2 separate regions of the Homo sapiens genome follow, and region 1 is linked to region 2. The links are chromatin contacts, found by Hi-C or POLR2A ChIA-PET in ENCODE. All regions are on one chromosome and are shown on one strand. The core of a region is the stretch at or near the end of the contact, and the rest is flanking DNA. Distances in the headings are between cores, read along the strand shown.

Region 1 (3,261 bases), core at 472-2,971, 85 kb before region 2:
GTTTCTCCAGCAACTATTTGGTTACTCAGTGGAATAGTTCTTACAGGCAAGTCAGGATAAATGCTTGATTCTTTCCCCCTTGCAATTATTATCTTTATTAAAGCTCAAATTGTTCCATATTTGACCTTACCCTCTTGTTATAGAATAAAAAGAGATCATGGTAGCCATTATTATAATCACCGTTATTAATAACACATCCATAGTAAATAAAGCCTGGCCAGCTTGCCTTTTTTCATAAGAACATGACCCTGTTCTAGTCAATGCTTAATCAGAAAGGCACTGTGTAGCGAGCACAACAGCCATGTAATTTGAAGTTATCACATCTAACTTGTAAGGTAACTATTCTTGTCATCATATAGATAAGGAAATGAAGGCTCTCAGGGGTTGAATAATATTACCAAAAACAAATATCTAATGTAAGTAATAAGACCGCAATTTTATTTTTTATTTTTTTGAGACAGGGTCTCTCTCTGTCACCCAGGCTGGAGTGCAGTGGCACGATCATGGCTCACTGTAGCCTCAATTTCCCAAGTTCGGACGATTCTCCTGCCTTAGCCTACCGAGTAGCTGGGACTACAGATGCACCACCATGCTCAGCTAATTTTTGTATTTTTTGCAGAGATGGGGGTCTCACTATGTTGCCCAGGCTAAGATTGCCATTTTAACTCAGTTTTGTCTTGCTTCAAAGCACAAAGTGTTTCTTCTATACCATACCTCTTTGCAAACTCATCCGGAGCAGGCAGGGAGCAATGGTTTTATCTATATTGTAGTATCGCCTGCAGATGCAGACACTGTGATAAATCTTTTTTAGATGGAGAATCTGATGAACATGATGATAATACCGGAATGATGATGATAAAGTAGAACAAAGTGAATTGGAGAAATGAATTGCTTCAGCCATGTTCCTGTCCTCAGGTGTTCAGCTGCTTCTGATAAAAGCACAATCTTCCACTGCAGTTAACGCTGTGTAGGCTTGGCCTGAGAGAATCAAGAATAAAGCTGATTGCAAACTTGGTGCATAACAGAGAAAATAAAGACATCATTTACTGACTGATTTGGACTAAGAAAAGATGTATTTACTTGCAGTTTATTATGTTGAATGTGACAGGCATACATTTGTGCTTTTTATTGAATGATGACTTACTACATACAGGAATTGGTGCAATTTGTAATGCAGATTATGTTTTTAAACAAAAAAGGGTGCAAATACACTGATGGCTGTCACATGACTCGCTCTGCACTTCTCAAAAAGTGGCTGGAGCGTGGGCGGAACGACAAATATACCCTAGATGCACAAATGTAATTTCCAAAGAAGAAGATTCTGGGCAGCTTCCAATTCAGTCGGGCAGATTTAGACAGAAGAAATCCATGGCTAAGAAAAGCTAAGTATCCTAAAATAGCAGGAATTGGAGTAGGATCATGTGAATCACTCCCATTAACTGCTGAGATGCCTCCAGACAGAGCAAGAAGAGCCACAGCTAAAATCAGGATGTGGCGTGAAAGCGTCCATGTTGGATCTCTGTAAGATTCCTAAAGTTAAATACCTGGGAATCCCATTTTTCTTCTAATGATGGGAGGTGGGAGCATGGGAAAGACGGAGGAATCTCCATTCTATGTGAAATGCAACGGAATGAGGGCTTGGCTCACAGCTGATTTTCTGAGTAATGAGTTTGGTGACCTCACCAGCTTCTAGGCATTGGGCCAGATCTTGTCTCGTGATGCACATTTGTACAATTCCTCGAGGATGCAGACTTGGGTTTTCCACTTGAAGTGAGTTTGTGAATTTACAAGTGGGCAGGCTTCAGTCTATTTTCCGTGATAATCAACCATCATATTTGTTTCCTTCAAAACATAACTGCAGTTAAAACATCCTAGTTTCTTTGAGATAAAGGCAAATTTTATTAATTGCTTTTCTTCATCTGACTGTTTGGGCTTTACAGCTCACTTCCTCCAGTGATCCAGCCATTAAGGAGTGTTCATTCATGCTAACAGCTTCCATTTAAACTGCTTGTGACTAATATTAGAGGGAATGGATGATTAAAGGGGCAACCCATGCAAATATTTGAAAATAAATAGAAACGTTTTTATTCCGAGGCTTTTATTTGCCTTGAGGGAAGGCAAAGCTGGGCATGACATAATTTTCAAATTATGTTTCATGGCTTTTTCATCACTTCAAATATGAGTCTCTTTTGTTTAACAGAGATGTCGTGGCCTGGGAAAAATGACACGTCAGAATGGTTTCTTCTCTTACGATCTTGGCGCTTCACAATTAGTAATAATTCTGCTATGGAGATTTTGACTCTGACCTCCCCCAGTTGGTAATTTACCATAGACAACTTTCCCTCCTAATAATCTGTAGGGCCTACCCCCTAGCTCACACCTGTTGGAAAGCCCTGGCTCTTGTGCGAGAGCCCCCCAGTGCATTTCAAAGAAAGGCTCAGCTTGCCAGCTCTTGTCAAAAGTTATCACAGACCGCGATTCCATTTAAGGCCCGGGCGCAGCATCAGAGGCCAGAACAACTCTACGTCTATACTGCAAATCCCTGCCCAGCGAATTCATGCTGCAACCAGCGCACAGCAGCGGGCCGGCGCCTGTTTTGCACGGTGGTGAGGCGGCGGGTCTATTTTTAGGCAGCTGATGGTAGATTTGCCTTCCACAGATCTGCTTTCCCCCCTCTGATTACAAAAAGAGGGCCTGCGTCTGTGCAAATGAAAATCAATGGGTGAGCCAAGGAGTGCCAGCGCGCTCTGAAGCCCTCTTTGTTCCTCAAAGGCTCCAAGCCTCTGTGCGGCGATGCCCCGCCTTGCCTCAGAAGCTGCCTTGCCTCAGAGGCTATTTGGATGCAGAGGTGTTTTGACCAAGGGCATTTGGTCTTGTTTTGTTTTGTTTTGTTTCATGTTCCAGGCAGGACATGAAATAGGAAAAAAGGAATGGAAATCGCCATTTCCACCCTCCCCACAACTTCCCTGCCATGACAACTCGCCGGCCTCGCGTGTACCTCCAGAGCCCTCTAGGACAAGCCTGGGGGCTGTGTGGGTGGCAGCAGCAGTAAGGAGAAAGAAGCGGGAAGAGAGGCACCTGCTTGTCCTCAAGTAGAAGCAAACGAGTGGCCTCAGTATCCTTTTCATTCTCCTCCTGAGCCACTGCCAGCTTGAGTGAACTTTCCTAGGACTAGTACTAGTGTCTGTGGGGAAGGGACTGCTGTAATAAAGTGCCACAGATGAGGGCTAAACAGCAGAAATGGATCTCTCACAGTTCTGC
Region 2 (2,849 bases), core at 290-2,789:
CTGGACTCTCTGTCTTCCCTAACCTTAACTTGGAAAATGTCTGATTCTAACCATTCTAACAACACTGTGTAGTGTTATGTCCTAAATAACCCCTGAGAGACTATTTTGACCTGGTTCTGTCTTCATGAGACTAGCCCATGTGGATGAGAATGAATGTATTTGAGGAAGAGAGGATGGTCATTGAAAACCTAAATGAACTCATTTTCTAACTTGCCTGGAAGTCACCAGCATTTTTCATTTATTTGGAGATTGTTTTCAAGGGGACATTCTCACGCTAACCAAGTCTAAGGACACCTACAGAATCTGAACTTTCAATCTGCAGCATGTCCATCATCATCAGATGATGAACTGTGTGTGTTGGCACATTGTGGGAGGAGGTACATGGGCAGGAAACATTAATAACAGTTTGTGCTGTGAGCTCAAGAAAATCACTGGTCTGACATCATCGCTAAATATTGGAGGGTCTTAGGAGTCTCTAGATCCCTGGATCCCTCTTGGGAGTGAGGATCACGGACTTCCTCTTCAGTGAATGGAAATCTTACAACAAGTTCGCATCAACATCTTTGAGCCATTTCCTTCAGAGAAATCAACTGCTTTTCAGAGGACTTTCTCTCTGTGAATATTCTCTTTCTTCCCACGTCCCACTGCCTCCAACCCTTCAACTGAAAGAGAAAAAGCAAAGGCAGCAAGACAAGTGTGAATCTTGAAGGTACGTTGGATGGAAAGCACATACACAGGGAGCAAACACATATGCATCTGAGTTGCAGCTGTATCAGTAACCAGCTGTATGACCTTTGGCAAGTTGCTTAATGTCTCTTGTGTTTCCATTTGTGGTTATAAAATAAAAGAGTTGGACAAGAGGATTTCAACCTACTTTTTTCAGCCTTAAATATCTAGGAGTCTACAGCTTAGCTTCCTTCTTGAGCTCATAAACCCATCCATGAGATTCTTACTTATGAAACAAAAACTCATGAATGAGAATAGTGTCCTATGATCATACGACACTGGAATTCACTTTTAAAAAAAATCAAGATTACCTGGGTGACTCGAACGTCTATTAAATCCTCACTAAAGTCAAGAGGAGATCATCGCTCAGTACGATAATTTTAAACTAATCAACTCAGTAGTTTGTGGTTGGTAGTTGATCTCCAAGTCATTTCCATCCTCTAATAAATTATTCTCTTTTCCTTATCCTCATCTTCAGTTGAGATCACTATAGCTGACACTCTGGGGTGAATCTTCAGTCAGTTACCACCACCACCAATCCTGACTCCAGGCCAAGGGATTTTAACATAGAAACACAAAACCCATCCTTGAACAACAAAACATCAATTCTCACAGGAAGTAGCTCTTGCTTTGTTTTAATAAAAAACAGTCTTAGAGCACTTACACACACACACACACACACACGCAAACCACACGTGGAAAAAATGTGTCATTTGTACCTTTGCCTAGAGGAAAATGTTGAAACTGCACCTTGGTTAATAGAAATGGAATCACCATTGAGTCTCTAAGTGATTTTTCTCAGCAAGTGGGAGAGGCACAGAGTGGAGTACTCAGAGAGTCAGAAGAAATCCGATCTGAAGTGACTTGGCATTTTGGTGCACCCAGAACTGAAGTGCTGGGAGTCAGATTTCAGGAAATAGAGGGGAGGAATTTGAACTGCATGGAAGTGATTACAAGAGAGATAATGGACAATTACATCAGAACTAACTCAAACCTGCCAAGAGGCTCAGTCGCTCTTCATTAATAATGGTGATGCTGGCAACAAATGAAATAGATGAGTGAGAGGCCTTGACTGAGCATTGCTTCAGTTTGCATTCTGCCAACAAGTTTGCATGTGGCAAGCTGTAACTTTACTACTCAGAGTCATAAAAGAGCTGGGCACCATTCCCAGAACATTGCTAACTTTTCTTCTTTCTTCTGTGGTCCACATATTATAATTGTATGATTTTTTTCCCCAAAGCCATTTTCAACTCTGGAAATGGAGGGACAATGCAATGCACATGTTACTCAAGTTTAGACCTAGTTCTCTTCTGATGAGTTCTGCACTGACGTTTAGCTCCTGGCGGAATGGTGCTGGTTTAAAAGGTACATAGGATAACCTGCCTCAGTCACAGATGAAACGATACTAGCACTGCAACTGGATTGAAGCCCATTTAAACTTCACAAGGATTTGATTAGCTAAAGATGGCTTCGTAAGTCCTGGACCCCAACCCAGCCCCCTCTTACTCTTGGCGGGTGATCTTAGTAGGATGTTAGATATCAGCCAACTCAGCTTCCTTTCTGTTCACCCCCAAAGCTCTGGGGATTAACCTCATTTTCCCCTCCCTCCCTCCATCTCAGAGAAGAAAGTATCCCTTCTCTCCTCTAAGCCACACCCACCATGTCCTGAATCCCATCTCTTCCTTCTTGAGTCTGCAATGTGATCCATGCATGCACCTGTGTGAATTCACAAACAAAATTATGGGATCTCCTTCCATAGGTTTCTCCATTCCATACTCTCTGGCCCCCAAGTGCCCCTTTACCTAGTTCTTCAGGTCAGAAAGATGGTTATTATCTGAGTTGTAGCAGCCTGCATCTTGGACTCACTTTCCCAGCTCTGTGCTTAAAGCCACCTGCAGGGCAAAGCCATGAAGAAAGAAAGAAAGAAAAAAAGACACCTGGGAAATTCATTCCCTTGCAGGTCACTACTCCATGTTTCAACTTCCCTCCACAATTTGCCTGATTTGACCTAATTTTCAGAGTCCTCTCCCGCATCATTTCCTCTCTGACTGAGGCAGATGGTTATTATTTAACTTCTCCTCTGGGTCTCTGCTCCTGGCCTTCAAGCAAGACCGCCAGCTCTT

The links. Hi-C counts contacts between places; a loop is a spot of excess contacts on that map. ChIA-PET counts read pairs that join two places held with the same protein, here RNA polymerase II (POLR2A). Pooled maps may share reads with other maps.
Region 1: a pooled map shows a loop between it and region 2 (2.2-fold over the local background). The contact joins two enhancer-like sites. A Hi-C loop is called at or near these places in 1 of 50 pooled maps. POLR2A ChIA-PET finds 5 or more read pairs at or near these places in 4 of 52 experiments (GM12878, PC-9, RWPE1 and 1 more).

What each region holds. Positions count from the first base shown.
Region 1 is chr6:17,031,556-17,034,816 of GRCh38, reverse strand. It overlaps LOC105374951 (a long non-coding RNA gene), which reads right to left. Exons shown (of 3, transcript XR_926534.3): 3 at 592-978. Among named protein-coding and RNA genes, the nearest start is that of STMND1, 69 kb to the left of the region's middle. Within about 2 kb of position 1,721, at least 17 of the 41 ENCODE cell types and tissues checked have a DNase peak (open chromatin) inside an H3K27ac peak, as active enhancers do.
Region 2 is chr6:16,946,526-16,949,374 of GRCh38, reverse strand. LOC107986573 (a long non-coding RNA gene) reads left to right here. Exons shown (of 4, transcript XR_001744006.2): 4 at 1-860. Among named protein-coding and RNA genes, the nearest start is that of STMND1, 150 kb to the left of the region's middle. Within about 2 kb of position 1,539, at least 8 of the 41 ENCODE cell types and tissues checked have a DNase peak (open chromatin) inside an H3K27ac peak, as active enhancers do.